Regions from separate parts of the Homo sapiens genome. Here regions 1 and 3 are each linked to region 2. The links are chromatin loops, found by intact Hi-C in ENCODE. Cell type or tissue: mammary epithelial cell. All regions are shown on one strand.

Region 1 (8,000 bases), 510 kb before region 2:
TGTTTCATTTATCGTGTGTGTGTGTGTGTGTGTGTGTGTGTGTTTGTTTCAATGTCCTGCTGGCTGTGGTGGCTCACTCCTGTAATCCCAACACTTTGGGAGGCCGAGGTGGGCAGATCATTTGAGGTCAGGAGTTTGAGACCAGCCTGACCAACATGGTGAAACCCCATCTCTACTAAAAATACAAAAAAAATTAGCTGGGCATGGTGGTTCATGCCTGTAGTCCCAGCTACTCGGGAGGCTGAGGCAGGAGATTCACTTGAACCCAGGAGGTGGAGGTTGCAGTGAGCTGAGATCGTGCCACTGTACTCCAGCCTGGGCAATAGAGTGAGACTCCATCTTAAAAAATCAAACAAACAAACAATTTCCTTTACTTCTGCTCTGCTCTTGGTTATTTCCTTTCTTCTGCTGGGTTTGGGTTTGGTTTGTTCTTCTTTCTCTACTTCCTTGAGGTGTGACCTTAGAATGTCAGCTTGTGCTCTTTCAGTCTTTTTGATGTAGGCATTTAGGGCTATGAACTTTCCTCTTAGCACCGCCTTTGCTGTATCCCAGAGGTTTTGGTAGGTTGTGTCATTATTGTCATTCAGTTTGAAGAATTTTTTAATTTCCATCTTGATTTTGTTTTTGACTCAATGCTTATTCAGGAGCAATTTATTTAATTTCCATGTATTTGCATGGTTTTGAAGGTTCCTTTTGGAGTTGAATTCCAGTTCTATTCCACTGTGATCTGAGAGAGTGCTTGATATAATTTCAATTTTCTTAAATTTACTGAGGTTAATTTTATGGCCTATCACATGGTCTATCTTGGAGAAAGTTCCATGCACTGTTAAATAGAATGTGCATTCTGCGGTTGTTGGATGCAATGTTCTGTATATATCTGTTAATTCCATTTGTTCCAGGATATAGTGTAAATTCATTGTTTCTTTGTTTACTTTCTGTCTTGATGACCTGTCTAATGCTGTCAGTGGAGTATTGAAGTCCCCCACTATTATTGTGTTGCTATCTCATTTCTTATAAATTTGGGAGCTCCAGTGTTAGGTGCATAATTTATAAAAATTCATAATTTATAAAAATTTATAAATTTTTATAAATTTGGGAGCTCCAGTGTCAGGTGCATATATGTTTAGGATTGTGATGTTTTCCTGTTGGACAAGGCCTTTTACCTTTATATACTGTCCCTCTTTGTCTCTTTTAACCACTGTTGCTTTAAAGTTTGTTTTGTCTGATATAAGAATAGCTACCGCTGCTTGCTTTTGGTGTGCATTTGTATGAAATGCCTTTTTCCACCCCTTTCCTTTAAGTTTATGTGAGTCCCCTTATGTGTTAGGTGAGTCTCCTGAAGCCAGCAGATAGTTGGTTGGTGAGTTCTTATCCATTCTGTGGTTCTGTATCTTTTAAGTGGAGCATTTAGGACATTTACATTCAATGTTAGTATTGAAATGGGCGATTCAATAACAATGCATTCATTAGGGTTGTGCTCTTTGTTGCCTGTGTACTTTGGTTTTTTTGTTTTTGCTTTTTAACTTGTATTTTTGTTTTACAGGTCCTGTGTGATTTATGCTTTAAAGAGGTTCTGTTTTGATGTGTTTCCAGGATTTGTTTCAAGATTTAGAACTCCTTTTAGCAGTTCCTGTAGTGGTGGCTTGTTAATGGCGAATTCTCTCAGAATTTGTTTTTCTGAAAAAGACTATATCTTTCCTTCATATATGATGCTTAGTTTTGCTAGATACAAAATTCTTGGCTGATCATTGTTTTGTTTGAGGAGGCTGAAGATAGGGCCCCTATCCTTCTAGCTTGTAGGGTTTTTGCTGAGAAATCTGCTGTTAATCTGATAGGTTTTCCTTTATAGGTTACCTGGTGCTTCTGTCTCACCGTTCTTAAGATTCTTTACTTCGTTTTAGCTCTGGATAACCTGATGACAATGTGTCTAGGCGATGATCTTTTTGTGATGAATTTCCCAGGCATTCTTTGGGCTTCTTGTATTTGGATGTCTAGGTCTCCAGCAAGACTGGGGAAGTTTTCCTCAATTATTCCCCCAAATATGTTTTCCAAGCTTTTAGAATTCTCTTCTTTCTCAGAAACACCAGGCTAGGCATGTCTGAGCTCAGACTCTCTTTGGGTGGGTCTTGCTGTGGCTGCTGTGGGGGATGGGGGTCAGATTCCCAGGTCACTGGAGTTGTGTACCTAGGAGGATAATGCTGTCTCTGCTGAGTCATGAAGGTTTTCAGGGAAGTGGGGGAAATCCGGCAGTCACAAGCCTCACCCAGCTCCCACACATACCGAAGGGCCGGTCTCACTCCCACCGTGCTCCCACAAACAGCCCCCAGTCTGTTTCCTGGTGGTGGGTGAGATGGGCTTGAAACCTTGCCCCAGGCTACCTGCTTCCCAGCTGCAGGTAGGGAAAAGAAAAGGGCTTGGTTCTTTCCCCGCCTGTGGAGTCTGCACAGTGAACTTGTGCCCTCCCCCAGGTTCTGGCCAGGAGGCTTCTCACCCTGTTCAAATTGTTACAAAGTTCAGCTAGAGATTTCCTTCTCCCTGTGGAGTTTTACCTCTTGCTCCTCTGGCCACCCTCCCGATGGATCCTTGTGGTGCCAGGCAGGAATGGCTGCTTGGGGACCCACTGAGCTCCCAGACCTTTCTGCTGTATCCTCTACCCCTGTATTTCACTTGGCTCTCTAAATTGACTCAGCTCCAAGTAAGGTCGGAAACTTCTCCCACAAACAGACCTTCAGTTTCTCCAGCGGGGGTGAGTGTTCAGGAGAGGAGGGTCTCCCTTTCCCACTTCCACAGTTGGGGCACTCACAGTATTTGGGGTGTCTCCCAGGTCCTGCAAAAGCAGTCTGCTTCCTTTAGAGGGTCTGTGGGTCCCCTTGGGATTGCTGCTTTGTTCTTGCAGTTGATCTGGAGCTTAAATTCACAGTGCGAGCCTCCACATGCTGCTCTGTCTGGAGCTCTAGTCTAGTCCTGCCTCCCATCTGCCATGATGATCATAGTTCACATTTATTTCTATATTTAATATTAGAAATGTTTGGGTCTTTATTTTAGAAGTTTGGTGATGTTTTTCTGACCACAAATTGTGCCCTAGGAACTTAACTCTTGTTATATAAGTTAGCCTATGGTAAAATTAGTTTTGTTACATGTCATTTCACTTAAATTTGCAGTTTCCAAGAACCTATCGATGATGTTAAGTGAAGACTTACTCTATGTCCCTTGCATGGGATACTTGAGGGAGAAGTGCAGATGCTCACAGGCACTCAGGAGGCCTGCCCTATGTGATGGGGCATGTGTGATCCGTTGAGCCTGAGAGCTGCCAGGTTCCCTCTCCTTCTGGTGTCTAGGCTGATATAACGTGCCCCAGCTGAAGGCAGGGAGGTCAAGCCAGGCATTTTTCCCTCCCATGGTCCTGCTGCCCCAACACATTACAAATGGGAGGCTTCCAAACATATTGCAGCCTCCATGCTAGGATGCACTAGGTAACCGGATGGTGGTGGGTAATAGGTTACCCCTGCCTAGTCACCTAATGAATGCGATGTGGCACTGCCAATCCAGATTGGAAATGCTACCGCCATTCCTTGTTCCAAGATACTGCAGGGCAAACACACTTAACCTGACCTTCCCTGCACTCACACCAGTTTGAGACAGAGAGCAACAGTGGTTGCTGGGAAGGGTTGGAGATGGAGGAAATGGAGAGACCAGGCAGTGCCCAGGGTTCCAGGGAGTTGGGGAGCAACCCCTGAGAACCCACCCTGGGGAGGTTAGGGAGCCACATATGAGCCAAGGTTCCGAGCCCCTGGTGTGTGCTTCCTTATCTACTGGACTCTACTTACAAAGCACAAATATAAAAATAAAATTGCATAGAGTTTCAAGACAGTGATTACAGAGCATTAAACCCCAAGCACCAGGCCCTTCTGAGCAGGAGTACACAAGTACACCAATAAAGCTAGTCCTTCACATTTCCTAGTGCTGTGCACTGCTGTGGCCTAGAAGCAATGGTATCCCAGTAGCAATAAGCATACCTTGAAACCAGATCTTGGTTTCTAAATACCATTTCCTAATTAAAAAAAAAAAGCAGTGCTTCTTGGAAAAATGGTGGATTCCTGTCTTGGCACAGGCAAAGTACAAGGTGAGGCTGGGACTTCTTGTGCCAGGATATAGGAAAGCACCAAAAGACCAGTGGGATTGTGTCAAAAGGACTCAGGAGTCAGGTTAAAGGGGCTCTCTCCTTGGCCAAATTTGGGACAATTGAGCATCAAGAAGAATAATGATCATAATTGCTTATAATCACTGAGTAAATTAAAACCATGAATATATTATGATAAACAAGTGAAAACTCACTAGTGATCAATGATGACAATTATATCAACTTCTTTTTTTCCTGAAATTTTATAACTAAGGGAAAGATTTAGGCATTTACCCTGACTTTTTAGTTAATCCCTATTTGATTCTTCTTTATAGAGGAATGTCAGGTAACAATTACAAACAAATTTATACAATATCATCATTTTCCCATTTTCCAATAAAAGAATCAATTCAGGCAAGGATCATCAATGACTGCTAACATAATTGGAGGACAGACTGGTGGAGGCAGCATACTTATGTAGTTCCAATGTACCAGCCCTCAAGTTACTCTTTTTCTAATTTTTAAAATTTTTGTAGAGACAGGGGCTCACATGATACCCAGGTTGGTCTTGAACTCATGGCCTCAAGGGATCCTCCTGCCTCCATCCCCCAAAGTGCTGGGATTATAGGCATGAGCCACCACATGTGGCCTCATGTTACTTTTTAATTGCAAAGGGAAGAATTTAGCTTGGTTCTCATTACCTTAACCCAGTGATTACACTTGACATCACTTATAGTGAGACAGCCTGGTGTTATGTGCCTCCTGAGGTGATGCAATATGAACTACACAACATAACCTATGTAGTATTCTTGCCAAAAATGTTTAACCTGAATCTAATTATGCCTCTAGACCTAACATCCAGTTTACAGGTGTCTCAGCTTGCCAGGACTGCTGAAACAAAGTACCACAAACTGTGTGGAATAAACAGGAGAAATTTATTGTCTCACAGTTCTAGAGGCTGGAAGTCTGAGATTAAGGTGCTGGTGGGGTTGGTTCCTTTTGAAGCCTGTGAGAGAATGAACTCTTGTAGACCTCTTCTTGGGGAGTGGCTCAATGGCTCGTAGCCCTGTGAATTAAAGTGACAAAAAACAGTTTACTGAGCTGGGTATGTGTAGTGGTGTGCACCTGTAATCCCAGCTACTTGGGAGGCTGGGGCGGGAGTTCAGAAGTTCAAGACCAGCTGAAACTGCCTTTGCAAAGATTATAAAGTGAGACAGTAAAAGAGATCTGACCAAACTGACTCCATTTTCCCTTTAAGCTCCAAGCTGCCCTTGTTCCTTCCTGGGCATAAGTCAAACTAACTTTGGGAGGAATTTAGTCTATAGTTTAACTTTGAAACAAAGATGATAACAGTCCCTCCCTGAAACAAACTCCCTCCTTGCTTGGGGACCAGATCATGTTTATAAAACTAACAATTTAGCCACAAGATTAGAAATTATGGCTCAAGAGTCATGTAGCTAGAGCCCACAAGATTCCTAACTTTCTCAATTGCTCCTATGGATAACATCACTATTGTAAAACCAAAGATTGGTGTTTGAGGTATTTTTCAGACCCTGCATTCTGATGGATTAGCTGGTGCCACCCGGACTGGTAAACTGGGTCCTCTGCTCTTGTGGCTCACACCCAGGAACTGACTCAGTGCAAGAATACAAGCTCCGACTCCCTGTGATTTCATCCATGAGCCGACCAATCAGCATTCTCCATTTCCAAGCCTTTTGCCCGCCAAACTATCTTTAAAAAAGCCTAGCCTCTGAGTTTTGGGGGAGGCTGATTTGAGTAATAATTAAACTCTAGTCTCGTGTTTAGCCAGCTCTCTGTGTATTAAACTATTAAACTCTTTCTCTATTGCAATTCCCTTGTCTTGATAAATGAACTGCATCTGGGCAGCAGGCAAGATGAACCAGTTGGGTGGTTACTCAGGCTAGGCAAAATAGCAAGACCCCATCTATATAAATTTTTTTTTCATAAAAAAAAGAAGACAGGTTACCCTGAGAAAAAGATAGATTTAATTATATACATACACACAAAAGTTAACAAATGAGGGTGACTCAAGGAAGCGTTAGAATTTGGGGCTTACATACCATCCTAAACTAGACAAAAGGAAAGGAGGTTTTGGGCTTTTTGGAGGGTGGTAAGTTATGGGAAATGTATGGTAAATAAGGATTGTCTTGCTATTTAGATAGGAGACATCTCAGGTGCTAAGAGTTTTCCTAGTACAGGAGAGGGAGACACCTTACAACTGGAAATTTATGTCCTGCTTTTAGTCAGAAGCAGGAAGGGCAGAGAGCTAATTGCCTTCAGCTCAAAACCATCCTTTTTGAGTGACATGTTTGGGGGTGGCATATTCTGGCCCCCTTCACTTGCTTCTAGTTTCTGGTAGTTTGCTAGCAATCTTTCACATTCCTTGACATGTAGAAGTGTCACTCTGATCCCTGCCTTCATGTCCACAGGGCATTCCCCTTATATGTGCATGTCTATCTCCAAATTTCCCCTTTTTATAAGGACACTAGTCATATTGGATTAGGGACCCACCCTATTACCCTACTCTGGTATGACCTCATCTTAACCAATTATGTCTACAGTGACTATTTCCAAATAAAGTCACATTCTGAGGTACTGGCGGTTAGGGCTTCAACATATGAATTTTGGGGGACAAACACAATTGAACTCATTGCAGGAAATCTGGTGGGGCAGAACAAGAACACCACCACACACAATTGATCAGACAAATCTAGAATGTGGGGCTTTCTACAAAGTCTCTTCAAAAACACAATGTCATTTTTAAAAAGTAGAGGGACTATTCCAAAAAGACTAAAAAAACCAAATGTATGAATTGTGATTGGATTTTGGTTTAATTAAGAAACTGCTACAAGACATAGTACAGGTTGAGGAGATTTGAATGTGGACTGGGTATTCTGAGAGTTAGGTGGTATTAGGCAATTACTGTCGATTTTCTTAGAGGTAATCATTGTACAATAGTTATATAAGAGAATTAACTTATATTAGAATGATGCAAGCTGAAGTATTTGGGATGAAGTGTCATGATGTCACTTTTAATTTAATTTACTTTTAAATAGATCAGCAAAAAAAAAAGTATATATTCATGAAGCAAATCTGTATATATAGCTGTGTATATAGATAAAGCAAATATACCAGAAGGTTAACATTTGTCAAATTTCAATGGTGGGTATAGGGGTTTTCATTGTGCTATTCTTTCAACTTTTCTGCATGTTTGAAGTTTTTCGTAATAAAAAGTTGACAGAAAATGAAGAAAAATAGTTTTTTAAGAGAAGATTTTTTTCCCCCATCTTTCTATTGAAAATAGAGCATTAAAAAAATCCAACTGGCTTAAAACGTACATGAAAATTCAGTTAGTGAAAAAGTAAAATTTGCTGTTAGGGTTGTAAAACAGTTGGGCTGTTTTCCAAGCAATTCCTTCCCTTTATTACTGTGAGTTGGAGGTTAGAGCACAAGGCCCTCAATCAAGAATTATTTGAAGGCCTCCAAAAGCCCTGCTGACCTCCAAGTATCTCCCCTGCTGGCTTTCCATGTGGCCTGAAATTTCTGTCACCTGGGTCAATTCTCAGGGATCAAGTATTTTCTCACTATTGGGGAGGCAGTGCCCCCTTTTAAAATGCAAATCTGGGAGGGATCCTGGGCCCATTAAGTGGGAACAATTGTCTGAGGAGCCACCACCTGCCCAAAGGCCCGCAATTCTGACAGCTCCTTCCCCAACCCCTTACCACCACTGAGATTGGACAATGTGTGCTTTAGGAAACAAAATTGAACAATGCATGCTCTAAGAAACTTCTTAGGTGAAGACACCATTTCAAGAAAGCTTATTTTCCGTGAATAAAATGGGGTGCATGAGGTCATTGCT
Region 2 (8,000 bases):
GAATGGCTTGAACCCAGGAGGCAGAGGTTGTGGTGAGCCGAGATCGCGCCATTGCGCTCCAGCCTGGGCAACAAGAGCAAAACTCTGTCTCAAAAACAACAAAAAAAGAAGTCTTGCCTTGAATTTTGAAAGTCGCAGAGGAATTTGTATATTATTGAAGCAATGTGACACTGTAACACTTAGGGAAGAAGACAAAAATGAATCATAATTCTAACAAAATCTTGATTATATTTTGGTATATATTTCCTTTCAGTCTTTTTTCCCCGGTGCATATGTGTGTTGCAGTTTACCACAGGTGTAATCATAACCATATTATACTTTTTTCATTTTACATTATGTATTTTTCCATGTTAACTGTCTTTGTCATTATTATCTGTTATAGACAATAGGCTATTTCTAAGTTTCTCTTGTTAAAAGTAATGCTGAAAGAACAGTTTCTATCTGGGATGTGCCATTGGTGGAGACCAGGAAAACAAGCGGGCCTATTCCAACTGTGAAACTCAGTTAAAACTTCTGCTTGGAGGTAGTCAGTGTCATATCTGCACACATTTTATTGGTCAAAGTGTGTCATAGGGCCAAAGTCAATGAAGTGGGGACGTACACTTCTCCCCCGTGACAATGAGCAGGGATGCTTCCTCCTATTATAAGGAGGGAGGGAAGAATAGTTGGGAATAATAATCCTATCTACTACCTGGAGGGAGATGAGATGATAAGATAGAACATAAAAATAGAAAGAAGCAAAAATAGCAGGTAGAGACAGGCTGATTTCTGTTGAATCCAGATTCTGACCTTAGGCAGGGACTCTGTCTTTAGTTGCCTCCACTGAAATGGAAGGATTAAAAGAAATGATGTATGGAAAGCATGGTGCACATTGCCTTGCAAAATAAATAGGCTGCCAGCAAATGCTAGTTCCCTTTAAAGATGTAATTTTACCATGGTACTAAATGTGCTATTTTGGTCCTGCTGTTTGGATGGAACTTGACTTTTCTTGAGTTTTAACACGAATATACACAATGCTGTGGATCATTAAAGTAAATATAGGCTGAATTTGTGGATGATTATTCTTCAGTCCTTTAAAAAGTACATCATTACTGGGGAGATAATTTAAAATTCCTGGCCTCACATCCCAAAGTGGGATGCAGTATCTTGGGCCCCATCTCAGAGCTACTGAATCAAATTCTACACTTTAACAACATCCCCAGGACATTAGATGTACATTAAACTTTGAACAACAATGATGTAGGTAGTCCTTAGGAAACTTTTGGAGAAATGGATGTTTTAAAAGAAAAGAAATGGATTCGTTTTCTTTTTGAATTATTATTTCCCTTTTAATTTGACCATAATGAATAAATCAATAATATTTACAGTTTTAAAAACTATTTTCTGGCTGGGTGTGGTGGCTCATGCCTATAATCCTAGCACTTTGGGAGGCCAAAGCAGGCAGATTGCTTGAGCTCAGGAGTTCGAGACCAGCCTGGGCAATGTGGTGAAAGCCCATCTCTACACAAAATACAAATGTTAGCCAAGCGTGGTGGCACACGCCTGTAGTCACAGCTACTCAGGGGCTGAGGGAGGCATATGGCTTGAACCCGAGAAGTCGAGGCTGCAGTGAGCCGAGATTGCACCACTGCACTCCAGCCTGGGCGACAGAGCAAGACTCTGTCTTAAGAAAACAAAGAGTTTTCTATAGTGTATACAGTATTTAAAAACAGGCATAGTTAGAACAGTAATAATTTAGAAGTGTGGTTTTTCTTCTTTGAACTTCTAAGAAAATGTTATTTTACCTACAAGGTTTAATCTTGATGCAAAAGCTGTTGGTCCATGACATTTTATTTGGTTTATTTGAATTCGAGAAGTCTTATTTTGATCTTAGGAGATCAAACTCCAACAGTATTATAAGTAATCTAAGATGCAACATTTAGAGTCTGCTATGAGTTGAATGTCCCCTCCAAGAATGTGACAGTATTGAGAGGTGGGGCCTTTAAGAGGTGATTGGAGTCATGGGGGTTCTGCCTTCATGAATGGATTAATCCATTCATGGATTAATGGGTTCGTGGGTTAATGGATCAGTGGCTTAATGGATTAATGAGTTATCAGGGGAGTGGGACTTGTGGCTTTATAAGAAGAGGAAGAATGACCTGAGCTAAAATGCCCATCATCATATGATGCTCTATGCTGCCTTGGGACTCTGCAGAGAGTCCCCACCAGAGAGAAGACCCTCACCAGATGCAGACTCTTGACGTTGGACTTCTCAGCTTCCATAACTGTAAGAAATAAATTCCTTTTCTTTATAAATTAACCAGTTTCAGATATTCTATTATAAGCAATAGAAAGCAGACTAAGATAGAATCTTTGAAACAAAATGGTAATTCTTGAACTATTAATAAATACTCTTTTTGCTACATGTCCCTATTACTTGATAGTAATTGTGTTCTTGAGTTTCCTTATGTATAGATTATGTGTCAGAGGACCTAACTCACTGGAAGCGTGGTGTGGGCACTAAAATTATTATTACTTTTTTGAGACGGAGTCTCACTCTGTTGCCCAGGCTGTAGTGCAATGGTGCGATCTCAGCTCACTGCAGCCTCCGCCTCCTGGGTTCAAGCGATTCTCCTGCCTCAGCCTCCCGAGTAGCTGGGATTACAGGCATGCACCACCACACCCAGCTAATTTTTGTATTTTTAGTAGATACGAGGTTTTACCATGTTGGCCAGGCTGGTCTCGAACTCCTGACCTCGTGATCCGCCCACCTCGGCCTCCCGAAGTGTTGGGATTACAGGTGTGAGCCACCGCACCTGGCCTGAAAATTCTCTCCAAATTCTCAGATGCCTAGTCAACTCAACGTAAGATGTTTGCCTGGGTTTAGGGCAAACTATGGCCTGTGGGGCCGAATCTGTGCCTGTGTTTATAAATAAAATTTTATTGAAACACAGCCACGTCCATTTATTTACCTAATTGTCTATGGCTACTTTCATGACGTCAATGTCAGAGTGACAGAGATCACTATATGGCCTGCACAGCTTAAACCTTTACTCTCTGGCCCTTATGGAATAACTTTAGCGCCCTGGTATCAATAATAAAGGGTAACTTTTTGTATTTGTGTGAAATTGAGAAAAGTATCTGAAGAATCTTGATTTTTTTTAAAGAGAAAAAAACAGTCAGTCTAACATTTAATAGATTGTTATCTTCTTCCAGATTACATCAATCTTCCAGATTGCCTTAGGGCCCTAATCACAGGTCAAATTAATTTTGCCCCTTCAACCAATCCTTTTCAAAGTACTGAAGATAATACTGTCATCAGATGCTGACATTACTACACAAATGCAGTATTTCATCAGTGAATTGTGTGTTTTTATATATCATGTTGATGCATGCCACTTCCCTCATACAGCGCAGTGTGTATTTTTCACTGGAACCTTCCAACCTTAGGCTCTTCCTTCCCTGGGGTGCCGCCTTGTGGTGGGCTGTGAGCCCTTCATGGGCAAACTGCATGGTTTGGTCATCGAGGACCGTGAATCTGCTATGGAGTGACTCATGCCAAACCCTGCCAAGAGCAAGCTGTCCCATCATATACCTAAGAGGTCATGAATCATTAGACTGGAACAACCTGCTGGTGAATACAACGTGGAAAAAATTCCTCATTCTACTGATTATCAACCTCCCCCGTGCCTTCTCTATATATGGGCTTAAGAGGAAACTTTTAAAAAAGAATAAAGAAATGACTCATTAGGGCTTTTTGGGGATAGTCTTAATTATATTTTAGCTAATGCAGTATTTTTCATACTTTGCTGTATATGGTTATATATATGCTTTAAAATAATAGGTACACATACATATCTCTATATGTATCCATGTGCACACATGGATGTGTATGATTAATCTTGATTCTGGTAAGCCTCATTATTGAAGGAGTTTAAGAGAAGAGGCTGTGATTGTATCTTTACTGGCCCTTTCTGTGCCTAAATGTGATGAGGTTTTTTGGGGTAGATGTTAATCCATCACTCACTTACAAATTTGTCAACAAACAGGAGAACCTTATGCAAAGAGTCACATTCATTGTCTTAATTTCTGCTTATTTCTAGGTAAAATATGTTGATAAAGCACAGCAGCCCACCAATATTCCATTGATTCAAATAGCTATGATGCTAACAGCTAAATTCTTACCTACAGACTAAAACATTCTCAAAATCTGAATAAAGATTATCCCATTATTTGCCGCTTTTGTTGGGAAATAAAATATATACATACATACTAAATAATCAGTAGTTCAGCTATACATGCAGGGAATTCATGTCTTTAGCTCTAAAACACAGTAATAATGAGCAAACTTATGAACCAGTTTATTCTGCTGCAGCCTTCACTAGTCTGCCTGGATGAGGATAAAGAGAGATGTATTACTCATAAGAATTGACAGATCTGGGATAGATTCAGCAGAAATAGCACTTTAGAGATATTTGAAACTATGGTATTCAGCTAATTGTTCTCATAGTTTTAAGATATATTCATTCCTGAATGTTGCCAAGGATTCTAGTGCTATAAGCAGCTTATAACAGAGATTTCTGTGGTTGCTATGTGCAGAAAACTAGAATAAATGAGCGGGAAATAAAATCAGGGAGGGAAAATATTGCTATAGTAGTAACTTATTTTTTATAGGAAAAATTTGGAAAATAAAGTAAGAATCCCTGGAATTTGGGTAGAAATATATTTTTCACAAAGCAGACAATACAGAACAAAAATCATAATTCTATTTGCTACTTTTTATTAAGAATGCTTTCCTTTATGATTTAAAACATTACATTTTGAGTAACTTTCTAATGCACTGTTTAGTTTGGATAGAATGTTGAGAAATTGCAGAGTGCTGAGAAGAAAGCAATGTCATGTCATTTCTTTTTCTTTTTTTTTTTTTTTTTTTTGAGACAGAGTCTTGCTCTGTTGCCCAGGCTGGAGTGCAGTGGGGCCATCCCCGTTCACTGCAGCCTCCGCCTCCCAGGTTCAAGCGATTCTCCTGCTTCAGCCTCCCCAGTAGCTGGGATTACAGGTGCCCGCCACCACTCCCGGCTAATTTTTGTATTTTTAGTAGAGATGGGGTTTCACCATGTTGGCCAGGCTGGTCTTGAACTCCTGACCTCAGGTGATCTGCCTGCCTCGGCCTCCCAAAGTGCTAGGATTACAGGCATGAGCCACAACACCCAGCCTCATGTAATTTCTTAACATGACAATTCCCAAATATGCTCAAACATGAAATATGGTTCTCTAGAGAAGTTGATTATATGTCTTTAATTCACTTATATCAAATAACTCCCTTAATCATTAAATTTTTTAAATACAGCCTAATCTTTTGTGTTGTTCTTCACCCAACTTTTCTTTCTCTTTTCAGCAGGATAGGAAAAGTACCATATAATTATTAAAGCCATCTTTTGATTACAAAGTACTGACAAATGTGTTTCTTTACCATCTTTTCTTCTAATTTGGTAATGTCAGTCCTAAGTGCACATTAGAACCATCTGGAGAAGTTTTTACAAAATGTAAATGACTGTGTTCCTCAAATTCTCATTCAATTGATCCAAGGTGGGGTATAGGCATTTGTGTGTGTGTATGTGTGTGTGTGTGTGTTTAAACTACCTATATGATGGTAATGTGCAACTATTCTTTTAGACTCTTACTTAAAGTGTAGTCCTTGGACTAGCAACATCAGCATGACCTGGGAGCTTGTTAGAAATACAGAATCTGAGGCCCCACTCCAGATCCACTGAATTAGAATCTGCAGTTTAACAAGATACCTGTGTGTGAGTCAGATGTGCATTAAAGTTTGAGAAGCACTGTTCTGTGGCAGGGGCAGGCAAACAAAGACCTTTGGGTAGGCCAAATCTGGCCTGGACGCTTGCTTCTGTCAATAAAGTTTTATTAGAAAACATCCACATTCGTTTATTTATATATTGTCTGTGATCGCTTTTGTCTTTCAAGGGCAGAATTGAATAGTTGCAACAGAGACCATATGGCTAACAAAACCAAAAATATTTACTCTCTGACCTTTTGTAGAAAAAGTTTGCCAACTGCTGCTGTAGGATATCCAGCCACCCTGTGGGTGAACAAAAATTGGAAAATTGGAAACTTGATTGCAATAAAAAGAATCAATATTCAGTTTGACTGCTGAAATTCTCAACCTTAGATTTAAAGCCATACTTAAGGGAAATTGAATGTGAGTGACTGAGTCAGACAGATTAACTAAGGAAGCAGTGTTGTTCTGGCAGGACAATTCTGGAGAGTCCATGCATATTTCTTAATAAGCAATGAATTGTTTGCCCTTGAGATGTCTGACCCGAAATGATGGATTTGTATTAATTTGAATTTTGAAATCATGTATTCTTCATGTTGGATTTGTATTAATTTGAATTTTGAAATCATGTATTCTTCATATGGACCAAATCTCTTTTGTTTTTTTTTGAGATGGAGTCTTGTTCTATAGCCCAGGCTGGAGTGCAGCAGCATGATCTTGGCTCACTGCAGCCTCTGCCTCCGATTCTCCTGTCTCAGCCTCCCGAGTAGCTGTGTGCCACCATGCCCAGCTAATTTTTTTTTTTTTTTTTTTTTAGTAGAGACGGGGTTTCACCATGTTAGCCAGGCTGGTGTTGAACTCCTGACCTCAGGTGATTCACCCACCTCCGCCTCCCAAAGTGCTGGGATTACAGGCGTGAGCCAGTGAGCCTGGCTGATGCGGACCAAATCTTTAACAGTTAACTACCTTGTACTGATCTGCAAAATGATAGAAAAACATGTAAGTTTAGGTGGATCAGCAGAGAGTCTGTTACATCTTGGTGGTCTCAGAGCTCTTTTCTAGCTCTCTGAGTTTCTGGGATTCTAACCCACATACTTCAGGAGATGTCTTAATAATGGTTGTATTAGCCACTTGTTACAAAACACTTAGCAAGGAATCAATCTTTGTGAGGAAATAAGCCCAGTCTGGTGGAATGGGGTATTTGAGGTTGCTTCACTCAGGAGAATGACGGCCCCAGCATTCTGCAGTGAAGAGTTTCTGTAAAACAGTCCTGTGAGGTTGGTTTTATTCCAGGTGGACAACTTGGGATGCTGAGGCTTCAAGAGGATACCTACTTAGGAAGTGGCATAGCCAGGGTTTGAAAGCAGATTTGTTTGTCTCTTAGATATGTTCTTTTTCCATCTTATTACACTGTTTCTCAAACACTGAGTGGATCCTCCATGACCTTTGGTTGCTTGTCCTGTGAATGCATAGGACTGAGGTGGACTGGGAGAATAAGAGCTTGTGGGCAGCTCATGTTGTCATGGTGAATATCTGTGTGTTTGAATACATGTGGACTAATGTGATGAATGATCGCTATTGATGAGTGACGTATATTAATATATCCTTAATGTTCTCAGCCTGTGAAGTTTGTTTATTATTTTTATGTAAAAGTTATACTGTGGTCATATGTATGTAAGAGGGATTCTTTCAGAGAAAAAATATTAGAACAGCCTAGTAAAGCCATATTTTTTGAATGCGTTAAATGTAATTTATTGTGAGTTCTGTAAAACTTGTCACCATTTAATAATTCAAGTGATATTGTTCCTGATGGTCAGTTTTTATTAACCAAATGGCTGGGAATGCCTTTGCTTAGAACTTTTTGTGTCAGTTCAAGATTGTGGACTTATTCATAAAAGTGGGAAGGTGCCCACCTTCTGGTTACAGTCGTGATCATTACAAAAGCGATTCCCACTTTATTTCTATGATAAGACACTTTAGATGTGTCTTCTCTGAGCCTCATGAGTTAAGTAGAACTCTCATTCTGCAGTAGAGAAAAGTAGACTTAGCTAAAACACTTTCTGAAGACTGCATTTCTAGAAAGTGGTGGAGCAAAATTGAAACCCAAATTTTCTGACTTTAAAACCCATGGTTTTAGCTGTCTTGGTAAGAAGACCGTCTGTTAGTTCTCTGTCTTTTTAAAGATATGATATTTAATAAAGGCATTTCATCAAGTGATTATTTC
Region 3 (8,000 bases), 53 kb after region 2:
TACACATAGCCATGGAGGCAGGTTTCTGTGAAAAACCTCTGATATTGTGGATCTTACATAAAATGTATACAGAAAGAATCTTGTTTTCAAAGTAGGATACTTTGCTATAATCAAAAAGTGAATATAGAAGCAATCCAAAGATTTTTGATCATTGCAAAACATAGGTGATAAAGACATTTTGTTTGCCTTCAAATGAACGTGTGACTTGGCAGCTTGAGGTTTTTTTGTTGTTGTTTGTTTTTTTGTTTTGTTTTGTTTTGTTTGTTTTTGACAGTGTCTTGTTCTGTTGCCCAGGCTGGAGTTCAGTGGCACAGACCACGGCTCACTGCAGCTTTGAACTCCTGGGCCCAACTGATCTTCCCATCTCAGCTTCCCAAGTAACTGAGACTACAGGCGCACACCACTGTGCCTGGCTAATTTTTTTATTTTATTTTATTTTATTTTATTTTATTTTGTAGAGATGAGGTCTCACTATGTTGCCCAGGCTGTTCTCCAACTCCTGGGCTTAAGCAATCCTCTCACCTCGGCTTCCCAAAGTGTTGGGATTATAGGCGTGAGCCACTGCACTCGGCCACAAGATTGTTTTTTGTTTCTCTCCTGAGGAACTGTAAGGTTAGTACTGAAGGTGACAGCTCACCCTTAGAGAGCTGATGGTGGTAGCAGACATATTGAGGCAGCAGTCTCTGTTCCTTGCTTGTATTTTTTCGCTTATTCCCATTCTTCAGATGAAGTGAAAGCCTTAGAGAAATGAAGGGACTCTTCTATGTCCCCACAGGTAATAGCCTCAGAGACAGTATTACAACCCAGGCTGTTTGTCTTTACCCTGACTTGTAACTTTGGTTTCTGGGAGCCTGACACAGTTGGATCGTTTGGTATTTTAGAACTTACCCAAGACAGGAGTGGCGGTGGACAGGAAGCTCCATGCTGGAGCTCCAAACCAGCCTTGAACTGAACTGTTGAATCAGGTCTGTGTGCATCTTCAAACTGGGCTGCGACATGGAGGGGAACAGAATGGAGCCTTCCCCCATCACTCATTTGTAATCCCAACCACCCTCTCTTCATTTTGCTGGCTTTTCCCCCATTATGTTACCATCTGTCTCCAAAACATTGCCTGGGTAAAGACAAACTGGAGCAGTTGCTCGCCCTCAAACAAAACACAGAACTACTTCTCCTCACTCCCATTCCCCCCCACACTAGTGCCGAGCACCATATTTGAGGAATTCCATATTTATAAAGCTTGCCTGCACCTCGATGATGTCTGCTTGCTGTCCTTTTTATTATTCTTCAAATATGTTATGTGCTGACTGGAAACGATTAGCTTTTGTTACTGAGGGGTTTGTGGGATGCTTGAAACAGCTTCATATAGTTCTCAGATGGAAATGCATGCTGTTTGCTCCTTTAAGAAATGCAATTTCTTAATGAAAGACAGCATAGAGGAGAATGCATACTGAGGTTCCCCACCCAACTCTCTGGGTTTCTCCTAGGGTAGTTGTGGTAGGGTTTTATGTCACGGCCCTGTGGAGCGAATAAACAGTGGATCTTGGGTATTTTTTTCTGAGTCTGTACCCATCTCTTCATGCCTCTGACTAGGGGCCCTTGTTAATGTCAAGGGCAGTGCTCTGTCCCCAACAGAGCTGTAGTGTTGCCCCCAGTCTCTGACCCACTCACCTTCTTTCCTGGCTGATGACACTTCCAATGTCCTGACACATCTGGGCAAAGTGGAATTGGAGTTCTTAAATGCCCTCTCTGGCTGGCCCCAGCTCGATTCTGCACTGGCCTTAGCAGGCTCCAGGAAGTTTGGAGAGGAAAGACCCAAACAGATCTCAGATGTAAAACTGGATGAGTATTTCAACTGCTGAAACTTTAGGAGGAAAATATGGATGGGCTACGTGTTTGTCAACATTAGTAAAATAGTTACTAGTGATTCTTTTTTTAAAAAGTTATGGAATCATATTTTTCTCATTCAGAAGTGTTACTTAGGGAATGACTGAAATGTGTATGACTCCAGAGTTCTCTGTCAGACACTGTTCTCAGCACTTAACATAGAATCATTTTTTAATCCAGGTGCCACAGCTAGGAACAGCAGAACCAGAAGTCAAATCCCAGCAAGTCTGACTCCAGAAGCTAGACTCCTCAGAGATGTCATAGGTCCTTTTAGATGCCAGAGTTTTAGATGTTCCATTTTATTCACATTCTATTTTCATAGCCTGTGTTTATTTCCACTGAAAGCCATATAATTATAGACTTTATGTTCTGTATCTTAGCAAGGTAACTGTCTTTAAGCCAATAAAACTTAATACATTACTACTGAAGTATGAATAAGTTTTAATAACTGAGAAATACATACACATGGTTAAAGTAGAATTCAAAAGTGTAATTTGGAAGTGCTCTCGAAATAGTTTCGTGTGATTTTAATTTCTGAAAATTAATTCTGTATGTAAATTGAATGTAGTGTTTATTCCAGTAAAACCCTGCAGGAAGTCTTTTTATAAAGTGAATAATCAACTCCTGAATTAACTGTTATACATGGTTTCAGTGTGTATACCTTTTCTGTGCTCTCATCTACCAATCTGAAAATTAGACATCTGAACATTTTTCTGTGTTTCAAATGTTGGATGTATTTCCTGTATTGTAATAAAACTAGTTATCCATCAAGGCATAATCAACAATAAATGCCAAGCCTTAGTCAGAGCAGTTGCTGACTTTGCTGAAGGTTAAAGGAAGTATGCTGAAAAGAGATAACTGTAGTTAAATTGCTCAGCCCAAGCCTTCCAGATTTTTCATGTGGGGAATTGCCCTTCTTATTACTGTATTCTTCCTGTCTACATAATACCTGGGAACAATTTACTCCATGTAATGCCACTCCCATCTTGGTAGTGAAGTTTTTACTGAAGAGGAAGACTACTAGGGCATGTCAGTATATTTAATTGGAATTTTCACTGGTGGTTTTCAAGTTTTTATTTCACAGCTTTTAGGCAGGTCGAGACTAAAGGACTGTACAGATTTTTTGGTGATGTGATTGTATTACGTGTGTGCTGTGTGTGACTAGCTCAGCTTAGAGTGTGAATTGCAGTAAATGCAAAAGTGAAAGCTGCAACATGGCTCTCATGCTCCCAACCACTTCCTGAAGAACCCGCCGCGCGGGCCCCAGACTTAGAGACTTGAATCTTCAGGATGGAAGGAGTCCAAGTCCCTCATGGTAAAGACCTCAAGTAAACCTAAATGTAGAAAACCTGTTTGCTACTCTTGTGTGAATTAAAACGTTTGGTTGCCTCCATTGTAAAAATTTCAGTGCACAGTTCTGAAATTTAAAATATTAGGGAACAGAGCCAGAGCGTTGCCATACCTTAAAAATAATCTTGCATCTCTCCTGTTTACATGATTCAATTCTTGAAACCAGTTGGAATGTGCGTCCTGATCTCTAAATGTACAAGTTATTTAAAAAAAATGTGAGCTTGTCAGCTTAGCTACAGCCACCAGTCTAATAAAACTGAGTCACATCCAAATGGGCTGCACTTAAACTACCCTCCCATTCTAGGGAAAACGTGGCTGGAGGAGGCAGTCTGAGTCATCACCTGGTTTGTTTGACATACACTTCCTTCCATAAATTGGGAATGGCAAGCGGCACAGTGTTCTGGGCTTGCCTGGGAGAAGGAGCTGTTGCAGTCTTGCACGATCAAAATAGGGCCTTTAGGTTTGAAGGATGAGGTTGAGCCCATATTTTGACTCCAAATGTCGGGGGAGGGGAGAAGAAGTCGACAGATCCAAACAAGGAACATTTGTAAGTACCATTTTTGGAGGTCGGAGCAATGGTAGGGGTGTTCGCAGTTGAATTTCTTCCTAAACATAAAAGGTGTTTAAGAGACAAATTGGGGGCATTCAAATAAAAATAAATGGGTATCTAGTTCACAAAGTGGGCTCGTTTACTTAACAAGAGTGTCCTTGATGTGTACAGTTTAAAATGATTGAGAGAGAGATGATTTGTTAGTTACCATACGAATCTGTTCTGGCAATGTTTAATTTCACTTAATTTATTTAACTATTTTAAAAGAAATGTATTTCACTTAGGAATCTTTTCATGGCCAATTTGAATCTCCTTCAGGGGTATTTTGAGGGGATGGGAAGAGAGGCTCATGTGTCTCGCACATTTTCTTACAGCGGTTTTGCAGAGGCTCACTGGAGCTTTTTAAAATAAAAAAGTTTAGAATGTAAAATTATTGGAGACTATAGAGGAAGGGGAAGGAGGAGTAGATTTATAGCTGAAGTGGGTTTGTAAACTCAGCGTCTGCTTTGGGATTATTTTTTAATATGTGCCAGACATTCTTCTGATTTTCATCCTGGCTTGGTTGTGGCTCTTTCTCTGTCTGTGTGAGGCTGGGGTGTTCCCTGTTTTAAAGCCGTAGTTGTCGCAGCCTGGGCGTTTTCTGTTTCGGCTTATGGCTTTTTTTCTCTTTTCCTGAATGAGTGTCCTTTGTGTAACCCCAGTAATTCAGAAATCCTGCAGTCATAGGGACTGCCCTATCATGTGACTTAGGTACTAGGTGCTGGCTGCGATTGGTCAGCAGCTAATTGGCGGGTCCCTATAAGAGGTCTTGGGTCGGGCGTCCGGCCACTCTCCTGCCTGGGCTGCTGCTCAACGGGGGCTGGGGGTGTGTGGGGCGGGGGTGGTCTGTCCAGTGATTCAGCCACATGTGATAGATGACCAAGTGACTGCTTTCTTGGAGTCCGCACACCAGTGGAAGACTCTCAAAGTGGTTGTGACCGACTTGATCAAACTCTAGGCTTCCTGAACTGGTAACTGTCACTTTAATATAGGTTACTGATTAAACTCAGAAAAATGCAGCTTAAAATCTTTGCCAGGAACTTGTGTGGACTTATTCCCTGTTCCCCCCCCCACCCCCCTTGTTCTGATTTGTTTTGTCACAGGAATGAAATGCAGATAACTCTTTAGAAAACTTTTGTAGGAAAAGCGCCTCGTGTGATCTGGAACAAAGACGTTTTATAATCAGATTTATCAAGCTGCGAAGAGGGAGTTTTAGTGAACGGAAGCAGCAGCATTCTGTCACCAGGAAATACTCCTTTATCCAGAATTGGTAAGTGAAAAGTGGCATTGCTCCCTAATAGATATCATATGCGTGTGTGGGAATTGAAAAATTGTTCACAGACCCCTAACAACTGTGTTGAACAGAGAACACATAAACAGTGAGGAGTTCTAAAAAAGAGCAGCACGAGAATACCGCATAAAGACTGAGAAGAAGCCAGGTAATTAACAAAAATGAGCTGAGTGCTATCAGTTTAGCTAAACATATGTAATACAGCTAGATTTGGTTGTTTTATTTTTTCTTGTTAGTGGAGGAGAAACATAAAATCAGAATGGGCTGTTTAGTAGAATTGCGACATTAACTTTCCATGGATGTAGATTTCCATTTAGTCTGAATAGCATGTATGAAATTTGAAGGGATGCTTTCAGAATTAGTCTACTTGCCCTCCTTTCCTTTCCTCTGCATTAAGATGTCAAGTATTTAGTTAGAACCTTACAAGATGAAAGTTGTACAAAATGAAAGTTCAAGTAATGCGTCGGAAACACCTCTCCTGATTGGGAAGGGTAGATTACAATGGCAATAGATTTTTGTTTTTTGTTTCTTACATTTGTGTCACGAATTTTAAGTTTGTTCTATTGGATTACATTAGTACAGCAAAAGGGGGGTTATTTCTATCTATATGGTTCATGACATTTTGAGAGGTCGTGATTAGTAGTTCTTACTGGTTTCGTATGCGTGTTCCTGCCTGTTGAATTCAGTTTTCTAATCTTGAATCTGAGCTGCCTTTATGTTAAAGGGTTCTAGAAAAAGACAATAAAGCTTTGAATACCCGTGTTATATACAACAGGTTCCTGTTCATGATGTATAAGGTAACGCAATTTTATTTTAGGCATGAATGTCTAATTTCTTGATTTGGCTTCTTAAGAATATACTGAAAAGGTTGAATAGAATAAGAAAAAGAACATTAGAAAAGAATGGTGGGTGACTGCCTGATTTTACTAGTTTCTTATTGGTCAATAGAAGTAATCATGTGATGTCTACTTATAGAAGCAAATGGAAAAAATTTTTCTTCTTTAACTGCTAACAAGTATATAGGCAATTTTAGCAATCTTCATTTATTAATTTGAATATATAATTATAACTGTTATTAACAGAATAAGTTTTGGGTAATATAGGAAATAATAATTATTTCTTTCTTTTTAAGCCAAATTGGAAGTTGAATCTACTTTTGGTTCCTGTTCTGTTACTTTCAAAATCTTAAAATCCTTAACTCAAAAGGGAAAATGTATAATAAAACAGGATAGCAGTGCTGAAATTTCTCTCTCTTAGCAGTGGAGTGGGATGAGGGTGGGGGAGGGAGATGAATCTAGTGAGATATATTAATTGTTTTTTCCCCCTCTTGTATACTTGGATAACTTTTGAGATCAGTTTTCTCAGACTAGCAGCTCTCAAGACTTTTGCATAAGTATTTATTCTTAAAGAAATAGAAAGACAAGATAAGCACGGCTCTTAAGGGCAGGTCCTCCAATAAGTCAGGAAACGGGTGATCCAAACTTGTGAACATGACAAGTCAATTTGACTTAATTAAGGAATGGCATTAGTTTTCTTGAAGCACATGAATTTATAGGTTTTTAGAGTCTTGAAGACAGAAAAATGGCAACAAAGCATTAAGGTATTTACAGATAATTTATATTCAACTGCTAGCTTATGTTTTCAACTCTGTATTTCATGTAAGTAAATACTTGGGGAGAACATGATGATTTAATAATCTGGATAAATACTGCCGTGCCTGTTGGAAAAAAGCCTCTAATTTTTAGGTTTTCCTCATCCATTTAAAATCCATTGTTTTGAATGACAAAATGTGATAGAAACAGGTTGGAACAGTAAATGCTAGAAAGTATATCCCAGAAGAATTAACTGAGAACTTCATGTTTTCAATTCTATTTGCCGTTCTCTGTTCTCAATTTGTTAATTTTTAAAAGTACATCGAAAGTGAGTAGCATTGCTTGCTCTGAATTCTCCTCTGGGGTCATTGAGAGTATTCACATTTTCGTATACCCTGTTAAAAGATATTAATGCCATGCATATGCCTTTGTCTTTGTGGGTGTGTAAAACAACAAACTGAAGGGATCTGGTCAAGAGACAGACCTCAAAATAATTTCTCTGAAATAGTGTTTGAATTTGCATGTTCGGGAACGTAAATGCTTTCCCTTTGGGCTTGTTTCTTAAGTTTTTGGTGTAGTATACAGTTTTACCCAATTAAATTTTTCTTTTGAGGTCTGTATATGTATGGGTGTCTATATTTGATTTGAAGGGGGAGTTTTAATCATTAGTGAAACAAGTGGCTGTTTGTTAGAACCCAGATAAGCCTCATAGTGTTGTTCCTATGACAACTGAGTAGTTGGGTGTTGAAATGTAGCTTTAAGTTCTTGGTTTGGAAATGTCATTCAGACCTCCCACTATAGTCTCATTGAGTAGGAGGATAATGAGAAGGGGAAAAACCATGAAGCAACATAAGTATCTCCGTTCGTTTCATGTCTTCCTGACTTGTCTTTGTGTACAGGATCGCCATGGGAGTGGTAAACATAGGTCTTGAACAAAGCAATACTTCAATTAAAAAAATACATGGAAAGGGTCAGAAAAGTTGGGGAAGATAAATAACAACACATGGGGGCAATAAAGAGGCAAGAGAAATAGGCTTCCATGGGTTTCTGCAAATCCTTTATCCAGTGCTGACCAGCAGTGAGAACATCTTGAACCAGTTATTGTATAGCTCTTCAAGAGCTGTGAATTTCCTTAAAATGCAATGTGGAGAAAATTCCTTTGGTAGCAGGATGGTTTACCACTTTGGCATAACGTTTATTCATCTCCCCCAGGCAGACTACAGAGGATACTGTGTTCTTTTAAGGCACATGTTTTTAAACCAGTTGTTCATTTGTCATTTAATAGCTTTTGTCT

What was found. Peaks named below come from ENCODE experiments on the same cell type or tissue, not always from the same donor. Only the 100,000 strongest peaks of a DNase experiment are listed, where the experiment ranks them.
Region 1: it touches region 2 in a loop (9-fold over the local background); 5 of 110 quality-filtered maps call a loop at or near these places.
Region 3: a loop joins it to region 2, with 5 times the contacts of the local background. A loop is called at or near these places in 4 of 110 quality-filtered maps.

The regions. Positions count from the first base shown.
Region 1 is chrX:46,328,075-46,336,074 of GRCh38, reverse strand. No RefSeq gene overlaps it. Among named protein-coding and RNA genes, the nearest start is that of LINC01186, 4.4 kb to the right of the region's middle. RefSeq lists an enhancer at 7,930-8,000. In mammary epithelial cell, no CTCF peak of the experiment used is centred here; DNase peaks (open chromatin) are centred at 2,274 and 4,874; H3K27ac peaks cover 2,513 bases.
Region 2 is chrX:45,820,208-45,828,207 of GRCh38, reverse strand. No RefSeq gene overlaps it. Among named protein-coding and RNA genes, the nearest start is that of LINC02595, 27 kb to the left of the region's middle. In mammary epithelial cell, a CTCF peak has its summit at 3,457 (motif pointing left); a DNase peak (open chromatin) is centred at 3,447; H3K27ac peaks cover 1,286 bases.
Region 3 is chrX:45,766,879-45,774,878 of GRCh38, reverse strand. It overlaps MIR222HG (miR222/221 cluster host gene), which reads left to right and starts at 4,612. Exons shown (of 2, transcript NR_170290.1): 1 at 4,612-4,794; 2 at 4,927-8,000. In mammary epithelial cell, no CTCF peak of the experiment used is centred here; DNase peaks (open chromatin) are centred at 3,128, 3,548, 4,538 and 7,528; H3K4me3 peaks cover 5,283 bases; H3K27ac peaks cover 7,704 bases.